Linked DNA regions of Homo sapiens: all the other regions are linked to region 1. The links are chromatin contacts, found by Hi-C or POLR2A ChIA-PET in ENCODE. All regions are on one chromosome and are shown on one strand. Each heading gives the region's core, a stretch centred on a gene start or an enhancer-like site at or near the end of the contact. The rest is flanking DNA. Distances are from core to core; before and after follow the strand shown.

Region 1 (3,298 bases), core at 582-3,081:
GTGGTGCCATAGCAAACAAACTGGAGAAGACTAGGGAACGAACAGATTTAAGAGGAAATCAAACGTTTCATTTTGGCCAGGTTGAGTGTGAGAATATCTGTGGAGATTCCCAGAAGGCAAAGAGAAATGCAAATCTGAACTTAGGGGAGAGGGTCTGTAGACAAAAACTTGAGTCACCAATACACAGATAGCTTTTAAAGCCATGGGACACTAAATGATATTACCTAAGTAGGCAGCATAGTGAAAGAAAAAAAATAGAGAAGAAGCTCCAGAATTGAGCTCTGGAACACTTTAACAGGAGTTAGCCACGGGATGAACCAGAGAAAAAGACTGAAAAGAACTAGCAGCCAGTGAGAAAAGACAAAGAAAAGCATGGCAACGAAGAAGCCAAAAACATGTTTCAAGGAGGGAGGGGTCAACTGTGTCAAGTACCACCGAAGTGGAGAGGGAATAAGGGACAGGGAAGTAACCACTGAATTTGGAAAAATGGAGATTATTGGTGACCTTGACAAGAGCTGTTTCAGTTGCATTGCGGGAATGGAAGCCTGAGTGGAATGAGTTTGGAAGAGAATGAAAAATGAGAAGAAGACAGTAAATACAGGCAACTTTTATTACAGGTTCTATTATCACAAGGGCCAAATAACCAGGCTGACTCTGGCCATGCTTCCCAGCAGCCTTCCTCTCAAACCTCCAGATCTTCAGGTCCTCAGTTCTTGCAGGGCAGGGGCACATTCTTTTTTTTCACTCAATGACGTATTTAACAAGCATCTACTGTACGCAAGGCACAGTGCTAGGTGCTATGTGAGTTACAAAAATAAATTCTGTTCACAGGAAGTGTTTAGAACAACAGGGTTATGAGGTCGGACGCGGTGGCTCACGCATGTAATCCTAACACTTTAAGAGGCCGAGACAGGTGGATTGCCTGAGCTCAGGAGTTCGAGACCAGCCTGGGGAACACGGTGAAACCCCGTCTCTACTAAAAATACAAAAAATTAGCCGGGCGTGGCGGCGTGCGCCTGTAATCACAGCTACTCGGGAGGCTGAGACAGGAGAATCGCTTGAACCCGGGAGGCGGAGGTTGCAGAGAACCAAGATCGTGCCATTGCACTCCAGCCTAGGCGACAGAGCGAGACTCCGTCTCAAAAAAAAAAAGAAAAGAAAAGAAAAAAAAGAACAATAGGGGGTATGAGACACATACCAAGAAGAGTATCAAGGCTCAGATGTAGTAATACAGGTGTTCAAAGGCGTTTCCTTTCACTTGTAAAAGGTGATGTGGAAGGCTTGGAAGAGGAAGTGACGCTTGAGCTTTTAAGTATAAGTAGAATTTTAAGATATGTAATTAAGGACGCGGAAAAGAAGTCATTCCCGGCAAAAGAAATAATACGGCCGGCGCAGAGGCGGGAAAACATGGACTGACTGCGAGAGAAAAGCCAGAGTTCCAGTTTGGCTGCACCAAAGGCTACTTTAAGCATGAAAGAATAAGGTCAGACTGGGGGTATCAGAGGCGCTGTGCCCATAGGCAGAGTCCTGGGAGGAAAATATCGTGCAGGGACGTGGCCTGTGCCCGGAGGAGCCAACACTACCCCTGGGGCCCGCGCCCCTTCACTCCAGCCCGCCCGAGCTTCCCGGGTTCATGCCCCTTCTCTGAGGCGTTCTTTCCCGCCTCATCCAGGAGGCAGGGGCCACCGCCGTGCCCTGACTCTAGCCCTTTCTGTAAGCTCGTGGGAACCGCCTCCACCGCCCGGGACTCACCACCCTGAGTCTGAACCGCCCAACGCGGCCTCAACGTCGCGGAGCCGTCGCCATCTTTCCCGTTTCCTGGTCGCGGAGATGAACACCCCCCACCCCCCCGGCCGCGAGGCAAGCTGGGAAGGCGAGTTCCTGGAGCTGGGCGGCACAGGCCGACACTGAGGCCTGGAAACTACCAATCCCAGAATGCATGACTTGAGCGCCGGCCCCAGGCTGCGGGGTCTGCCGGGCAATGTGGTTTGCCAGACGTTAGCGTCCGGGAAGGAAGAGTTTTTCGCCAATAGGCTTTCGGCATTAGGTTCTCCCGCCGAGCACCCTTCTTGGAATCGGCTGGTCTTCCTAGAAACTACGGTCTATGACTGTCCTTGCCCGTGGCTTACAGTGGAGGAATTTAAGGGCTTCCTGAGATATCTGTAGTACGTAATTATAGCTAACAACCGCAGTAACAATAAATACCATTCGTGGAAAAGCGGTTTTTATAATAATTCTGTGAGAATGGGGCTAGCCCCATTTTACAGTTGGACAAACTAAAGATCAGGTTACCGGAGTAGGTTCACAAGGAGGGTGATGCAGTTCTCCATTGTGTGTGGAACTATCCCAGGCTTAGGAGGACGTTTTAGCAACCTTGGCCCCTGCAGCCGGGTGAATGCCATAACAACCCCCAGTTATTGTTACAGCTCCAAATGAGCCCACACAATGGGCTCTAAAGTCCTCCCGGAAGGATGGTATCTCCTGGGCTCTAGCACCTGTTTTCTCAACATTCCAGATGGAACCCTGGTTTCCTCAATTTCTTGCCCTTTGGAATGTGACCAATTGTTGAGCTATCTTGGTATTTTTGCTTCTTTCTTCCCCCAGATTCCCCTACTTCAGTCTTCCACTGAGTTTTGTTGTTGCTGTTGTTGTTGTTGTTGATGTTGTTGTTGTTGTTTTAACCTCAAATCGTAAGTTCACTTTGTGTTTCTCTTTGGTCTTATGGGTTCATAACTCTTTCCCTCAAAACAAAACAAAACATTGCAGTTGCGGAAACGGTTTAGATAACCAGAAGTATCTCGGACCTCCCTTCCCATTTTGCCAGCAGCAGGTTTGTTGCTTCAATTCCACATGGCTGTAGGTCTGCCTTTTCTCTCTGAATATGCCCAAGCTCTCAAGCAGAGCCTCAGGATAGACCCAAGTAATCCTAAAGCCCTGAGCATCACGTACAATGGCCCAAAGTAACCCTCGGAGACACACACTTCTCTTAGAACCTGCAGCCTTTCACCTCCCAGCTTCTACTCCAGAGAGAACGCAAGGGAAAGAAGAGAGCTCTGAGATCTGTTAGGTGTAATTCACCACAAAAGCACGAGAGGGCGCTCGACTCACAGATTCACAGATTAAACTAAGAATCAGACCAACCATGGTAGGCCAGAATCTTCAAAAACTGCAGCCACTTTTTATTGAGAATCTTCTAAGTGCTCAGCTCTGGGCTGGACACTTAACCTACCTTATTTGTTTTACTTAGTTCTCATAGCAGTATGAGATGAGTGCTATCTCCATTTTACTGGTAAGGAGA
Region 2 (2,964 bases), core at 197-2,696, 5.4 Mb after region 1:
AGTATTATTTAAAAACAAACAAACAAAAAAAAACAACTCCTGTTCCCCAAACCTCAAGTGGTGAGGGGGCGGGGGAAAAATGCTCAAGTCGAGGAATACAGGAGCAAACTTACGCTTTCAAGGAGGTGTATGGGACTGAGGCCTAAAGGCTTCGTTAGAGAAGTCATCGTGGATAAAACATCCACCCTCACACGCCATTACAGGCACCGACTCCCCTTCCTCACAACCCCAAATCGAAGACCTCCCTCTTTTGGAGAGCCGATTGGACGACTGGTCCCAGCGCTTTCCTTAGGCTGTCCGTCTACTGGTTCCAGATTCGTTCCATCCGTTTAACCGCCCGATCCCGCATTCCCCATTGGAGTCAAACCGCTGCCTCCTGGAGAAGCCCAACCTACCGCGCGCTTCCTGCTCACTGGCTCAGTGAGACGCTGCTCAGAAGGGGAAAACCCGTCTCCCACATTCCGATGGCCCAAGGGCCGATCAGTCGGCAGCTCAAGGCAGACCCAATTGGCCTATACACAAGCCAGTCAAAGTCTTCGGCTGCACAGCTCCAAAGAACCTACGGGGATTAAAACATCCCGCCCCCTGTTCTTCTATTGGTTGGCCCGACCCACCGCTGCCCCTTCACTATCCCCCCACCCCGCCGTCCATTCATTTCACACAATAACGGGCCCAAATGGAGTCAGTTCAAGACCTACTATGGGTAGATAAGACTGTCTGCCACTTACCCGGGATTGAGAGTGATCACTCACGCTAACGTCTGCCCTGTTCCTGTATGGTGAGGCCGCACCACAAGCCACCACCGCCGCCGCCTTCTGCGCAACGCCAACCGCCCGCCAAAACGGATCCTTCCCTGCGCCTGCGCAACCAATCCTGGGACCGGACCTTTTTTCTCCGCCCACTACGCATGCGCAAAGCTAGGACAAACTCCCGCCAACACGCAGGCGCCGTAGGTTCACTGCCTACTCCTGCCCGCCATTTCACGTGTTCTCAGAGGCAGGTGGAACTTCTTAATGCGCCTGCGCAAAACTCGCCATTTTACTACACGTGCGGTCAACAAGAGTTCATTGCAAAAAAATTGTTACCTCCTGGCTGCTTGTCTAATACATAGTGTTAATCATGCTTTGCCAAGCGACTTGACTGTAATATTTGCGCGTGGAAGATTAAAAAGATGTTAAACACCCAAGGTAGATTCAAATGTGAATGATTGGTCGGTTGGCCAATCAGACTGGTTAACAATAACATTACTCGGGAACCAATGGACTCCAAGGGGTGGAGACGGCGTAGAACGACCGAAGGAATGACGTTACACAGCAATGTGGCACCACAGGCCAATAGCAGGGGGAAGCGATTTCAAGTATCCAATCAGAGCTGTTCCAGGGCGGAGTCTACCAATGCCGAAAGCGAGGAGGCGGGGTAAAAAAGAGAGGGCGAAGGTAGGCTGGCAGATACGTTCGTCAGCTTGCTCCTTTCTGCCCGTGGACGCCGCCGAAGAAGCATCGTTAAAGTCTCTCTTCACCCTGCCGTCATGTCTAAGTCAGAGGTGAGTTAGGCGCGCTTTCCCACTTGAATTTTTTCCTCTCCCTTTCCTGAATCGGTAAGATGCTGCTGGGTTTCGTTCCTTGCACCAGCCCATTCTACAGTTCCTTCGGTCGCTGCCACGGCCTACCCCTCCCAAAGTTCAAGTCGCCATTTTGTCCTCTTGATCGCCATGAGGCCGCTCTCCGCCAACCATGAGTTATCATGCGGGACTCGTTACTCGTAGCAAAATTCTTAGGCACACAGGATCTTTGTCTTTTTTTAAACCTTGCCTTGGTGAGCGAGTTTTCTAAAGAGCGATTAGTCCCATTGTGGAGATGCACCCCTACCGCCCAAGCCTTTGTTGCGCGTGCGTCGGAAGGCGACTAGGGACGCATGCGCTTGCGATTTCCTAGCACTCCCAACTCCAGCATACGGCCTCCCTTGATAGGCAGAAGCACGTGTCTTGTTGCGACCTGAACGAACAATAAGTGCTAGGTACACAGTTGGTGTCTAGTTTTTCTTTTCCTCGATGGAAATTGTTTCGTGTTGTAGCCCATTTAACACTTCCCCCTCCCCCCACTCTAGTCTCCTAAAGAGCCCGAACAGCTGAGGAAGCTCTTCATTGGAGGGTTGAGCTTTGAAACAACTGATGAGAGCCTGAGGAGCCATTTTGAGCAATGGGGAACGCTCACGGACTGTGTGGTAAGATTTGGAAGGGACAAAGCAGTAAAACAGCCGATTTCCTTGGCTTATCTTGGTGCAGTCTTCTCCGAATGCTTATGAAAGTAGTTAATAGCATTATAGTTAGAGCTTTGTTGGCAAAGGAACGTCCTGCTTTGATTTTAAAAGCTACCTCTTAAATCTAGGGTAGTGGGAAACTGGACGACTTTTTATAAAAGGCTGGTGTAAAGTTTCCTATTGCCCTATTCAAAGTTAAAATGACAAAAGCTTTTGCGGTCAGACTTTGTGTTACATAAATTAACACTGTTCTCAGGTAATGAGAGATCCAAACACCAAGCGCTCCAGGGGCTTTGGGTTTGTCACATATGCCACTGTGGAGGAGGTGGATGCAGCTATGAATGCAAGGCCACACAAGGTGGATGGAAGAGTTGTGGAACCAAAGAGAGCTGTCTCCAGAGAAGTGAGTGGGTTTTTTTTCTTCTTCTTCTTAAACTTACTTGGATATGTGCTGCTATGGACTTAAGATTCGGGAGTTTTCTAAACTTACCAAAATTTTTTATTCGAGTATAGGCTTTGCTAATCTAAACCTATGGTTTTTCTCCTATTAGGATTCTCAAAGACCAGGTGCCCACTTAACTGTGAAAAAGATATTTGTTGGTGGCATTAAAGAAGACACTGAAGAACATCACCTAAGAGATTATTTTGAACAGTATGGAAAAATTGAAGTGATTGAAATCATGACTGACCGAGGCAGTGGCAAGA
Region 3 (3,196 bases), core at 34-2,533, 5.6 Mb after region 1:
TTCTCTGTCCTCTCCTACCTTATCCTGTTCATAAAGAGAGGAGGAACCACAGTCAATTTCTAGAAGGGGAAGAGGGGCCAGAGCCTGTACCCCTGGCTTCTCCCTCTCCTCTACGTACCTGCTGAGATTAGATGTATAGCTTCTGGAGCGCCAAGGTCCTGTGGAGCCTCAGGGTCTCTCATCTAGCCTATATACTCTCCTCCCAAGCCAAATCCCCTCCCTGGGCCAAGACCCAGGCATCCGGCTGCCCAGCCACCCAGCCTTGGGGCGTGTAGGAGGAAAATGTGAGTCTTGGAAATCAGGCAGCAGGAGTGGAGAGAGGAGCTGGAGGACAGTGAAAACAGATTGTTCCACTGGGCCTGGGCCTGCCCTCACCCCGGCCCTGGTGTGGGCCTCCCCTTCCTGGCTGGGTCTGTGTTTCAGCCCTTGAACCCCTTTCCCATAGACCACCCCCAGCTGACTGAATTCAGAGTCTGCTCTACCGGGGTCCCAGTTCTGGACACAGTGCTTCTGTTCCCCCTGATATGAGGGGAAGTTTGCCCTGTGTAATGGGGTGGTCATAGCTAAGGGCCTGGGCAGTCCTCCTGCCGTCAGCTCTGCCTCATTCATCCCTAGGTCTCTTGCCTCCAAGACCTCCACACCGCTCTTGGCTCTCTTGGTTTCCCCTAAGGGTCTCCTGCCAGGACTTGTATCTGGCAGCCTGGGCAACTCGACCCAGCCTCTGGACCAGTGCTCCTGCCAGCCTTGGCCTCTGCTCTGCTCTGTGTCTGCCTCTGGCACTGCTTCTCAATCCCTCTGTCCCTCTGCCCCTATGACTGCTTGCTCTCTTGGTTTTGGTTTTTGAATCCTATCTCTCTATCTCAGATTTTACATTTCTCCATCTCTATTGGTTTCTGTTCACTTTCAGCTTTCAACCCGTCCAATACCTACCCTTTCCCTGATATTTGAATACCTTCCTCAGCTTTCTCACTAGGCAAGAAGGCCCAAAGTGAAGGATTATGGTAGAGGTCACAAGAGCTGGGGGTATTTTCCAAGAAGACCAGGTATACTGAGGCGGGGAGGAGTGGCCCAGGAGGTATAGGGGATGGAAGCAGCAGAGAGGACAGGTCCGAGGGGACGGAAGAGGAGAGTGAGGAGGGGTCTGTGAGGGCCAGTGGTGAGAATGGAGGGGAGAGAAGGCAGGGTCCAGAGGAATAGGAGATGGGTAGGCTGAAGAGGGAGAGCTCCTGAAGTTAGGAGGGGTGGGGAGGGGAGGTGCCAGTCTCCGTTACTCTGGGGACAGGAAATGTTTACTGCCTGTGGCTTCCTGTCTGTTTCCAACCTCTCACTTCTCCGTTTGTCTCCCACACCCCCACCTCCGTGCCAGGCCCCACCCTTCTCACTTAGGCATGACATCCACTTGTGGGGTCTGGCTGCACCGCCCTAGGGCTGGGTGATGTGAGAGAAGGAGACCCCTCTCTCAGCAGGGGCAGCCCCCAGAGAACTTGGTTGCTGCCTTCAGGCTCTAGAAAGCAGAAAGGGCCACCAACCTGAACTAGACCAGAACAGCAGAGGTACAGGAAGCAGTGAAAGGAGCACTGGACCAGGAGCCAAGAGTTCTGGTTCAGGCACTAACTGTGGACTTGGGCAATACCCTCTCCCTCTTCCTCTGGGTGAAGAAGAGGTTCTCTCAAAGTTTCCTGGAGCACAGGGCTAAGGCCAAGGGACCCTATTCCTGCTGCCAATTTCTCCAACACCCACTGCTCTTGGAGAGGAGCTGAGCCTGACACTCCTGGGGTGGCCTGAGGAAGTAGCCTGGAGTTTAGCAGGGTTGCAAGACAGAGAGTTTACAAAGCTTGTAAAGCCCACAAGCCAGGGGCATATCCATTCCGGCTGTGCGATGGTTCAGGATACCTGGCATGCAGGCAAGGGACACAGACCTAGGCCTCCTTTCCTCCCGGCACACTACCCATGGCTTATTCCTGGACAGGCAGTGGCCCTTCCATCCCAGCAACCTAAAGTCAATCCAATAAATAGTGCCTCCCCTGCCAACACGCCAAGTGAGGTGACTGGTGCCATGGATGGCATGCAAGCTAGTTTGTCCTTATTTTCCCACATCTTTTTCCTGCTTCCTAAATCCTGCAGCAGTTGGGCACTTTTAGGGGTCTAAGAAGGTAACAATGGAGGGTCCGTGTGCTATTTTCAATATTTCAGAAAGCCTAACGGAAATCATGCATTTACCAGATAAGGTGGCCTAGGCTAATTAAAACCTCAAGTGTATTTGCTTTTGGCTGGAATTATATCAACTTATGTGGGAACCTGGTTATCTCATGCTGGTCAGAAACTCTGATTGGCAGCTATAGATGTTTTTGGTTAATAAAAAATGAGAAAAGCGCCAGGTGCGGTGGCTCACGCCTGTAATCCCAGCACTTTGGGAGGCCGAGACGGGCAGATCACGAGGTCAGGAGATCGAGACCATCCTGGCTAACATGGTGAAACTCCGTCTCTACTAAAAATACAAAAAAATTATCCGGGCGTGGTGGCGGGCGCTTGTAGTCCCACCTACTAGGGAGGCTGAGGCAGGAGAATGGCATGAACCTGGGAGGCGGAGCTTGCAGGGAGCCGAGATCACGCCACTACACTCCAGTCCAGAGACAGAGCGAGACTCCTTCTCAACAACAACAACAACAACAACGGCCAGGCGTGGTGGCTCACGCTTGTAATCCCAGCACTTTGGGAGGCTGAGACAGGCAGATCACCTGAGGTCGGGAGTTTGAGACCAGCTTGACCAACATGGCGAAACCCCGTCTCTACTAAAAATACAAAATTAGCTGGGCGTGGTGGCACATGCCTGTAATTCCAGCTACTCAGGAGGCTGAGGCAGGAGAATCGCTTGAACCAGGGAGGTGGGGGTTGCGGTGAGCCGAGATTGCGCCATTGCATCCCAGACTGGGCAACAAGAGCGAAACTCCGTCTCAAAAAAATAAAAAATAAAAATAAAAAGAATGAGAAAAGGAATTCATTATTTCTTACTAAATGCAGGTTGGCAGGTACACTTTTCTGAAATAGAGTCTGAGAGAAGAAATAACTGCCAGAATTTATTCTGAAGCCTCAGAAATGGAAGGGTTGGTCCTTGGAGACACAGACTACCACAGCTAGAAGGCACTGTAGAGAGCATCCACTGGTTTTAAGACTTCACTGTAGGTGCCTGAGGCCA

The links. Hi-C counts contacts between places; a loop is a spot of excess contacts on that map. ChIA-PET counts read pairs that join two places held with the same protein, here RNA polymerase II (POLR2A). Pooled maps may share reads with other maps.
Region 2: a loop to region 1 is called in a pooled map, with 21 times the contacts of the local background. The contact joins the promoter of HNRNPA1 here to the promoter of DDX23 in region 1. A Hi-C loop is called at or near these places in 6 of 50 pooled maps. POLR2A ChIA-PET finds 5 or more read pairs at or near these places in 2 of 52 experiments (HepG2 and endothelial cell of umbilical vein).
Region 3: POLR2A ChIA-PET joins it to region 1 with 10 read pairs in BJ. The contact joins the enhancer-like site here to the promoter of DDX23 in region 1. POLR2A ChIA-PET finds 5 or more read pairs at or near these places in 2 of 52 experiments (BJ and K562).

Annotation. Positions count from the first base shown.
Region 1 is chr12:48,850,332-48,853,629 of GRCh38, forward strand. It overlaps DDX23 (DEAD-box helicase 23), which reads right to left and starts at 1,832. Exons shown (of 17, transcript NM_004818.3): 1 at 1,753-1,832. It overlaps LOC105369755 (a long non-coding RNA gene), which reads left to right and starts at 1,390. Exons shown (of 2, transcript XR_944925.3): 1 at 1,390-1,483; 2 at 1,719-2,218. RefSeq lists enhancers at 1,688-1,877, 2,757-2,966.
Region 2 is chr12:54,279,280-54,282,243 of GRCh38, forward strand. HNRNPA1 (heterogeneous nuclear ribonucleoprotein A1) reads left to right here and starts at 1,447. Exons shown (of 11, transcript NM_031157.4): 1 at 1,447-1,543; 2 at 2,107-2,223; 3 at 2,516-2,662; 4 at 2,811-2,964. The coding sequence starts at 1,529. CBX5 (chromobox 5) reads right to left here and starts at 843. Exons shown (of 5, transcript NM_012117.3): 1 at 729-843. RefSeq lists enhancers at 206-295, 448-1,207, 726-775, 1,066-1,155, 1,166-1,225 and 1 more and a cis regulatory region at 242-2,542.
Region 3 is chr12:54,412,193-54,415,388 of GRCh38, forward strand. All of the region lies in intron 1 of ITGA5 (integrin subunit alpha 5), which reads right to left. The region is part of intron 2 of GPR84-AS1 (GPR84, ZNF385A, ITGA5 and GTSF1 antisense RNA 1); the gene reads left to right. Among named protein-coding and RNA genes, the nearest start is that of ITGA5, 5.5 kb to the right of the region's middle. RefSeq lists enhancers at 1-41, 42-823. Within about 2 kb of position 1,284, at least 24 of the 41 ENCODE cell types and tissues checked have a DNase peak (open chromatin) inside an H3K27ac peak, as active enhancers do.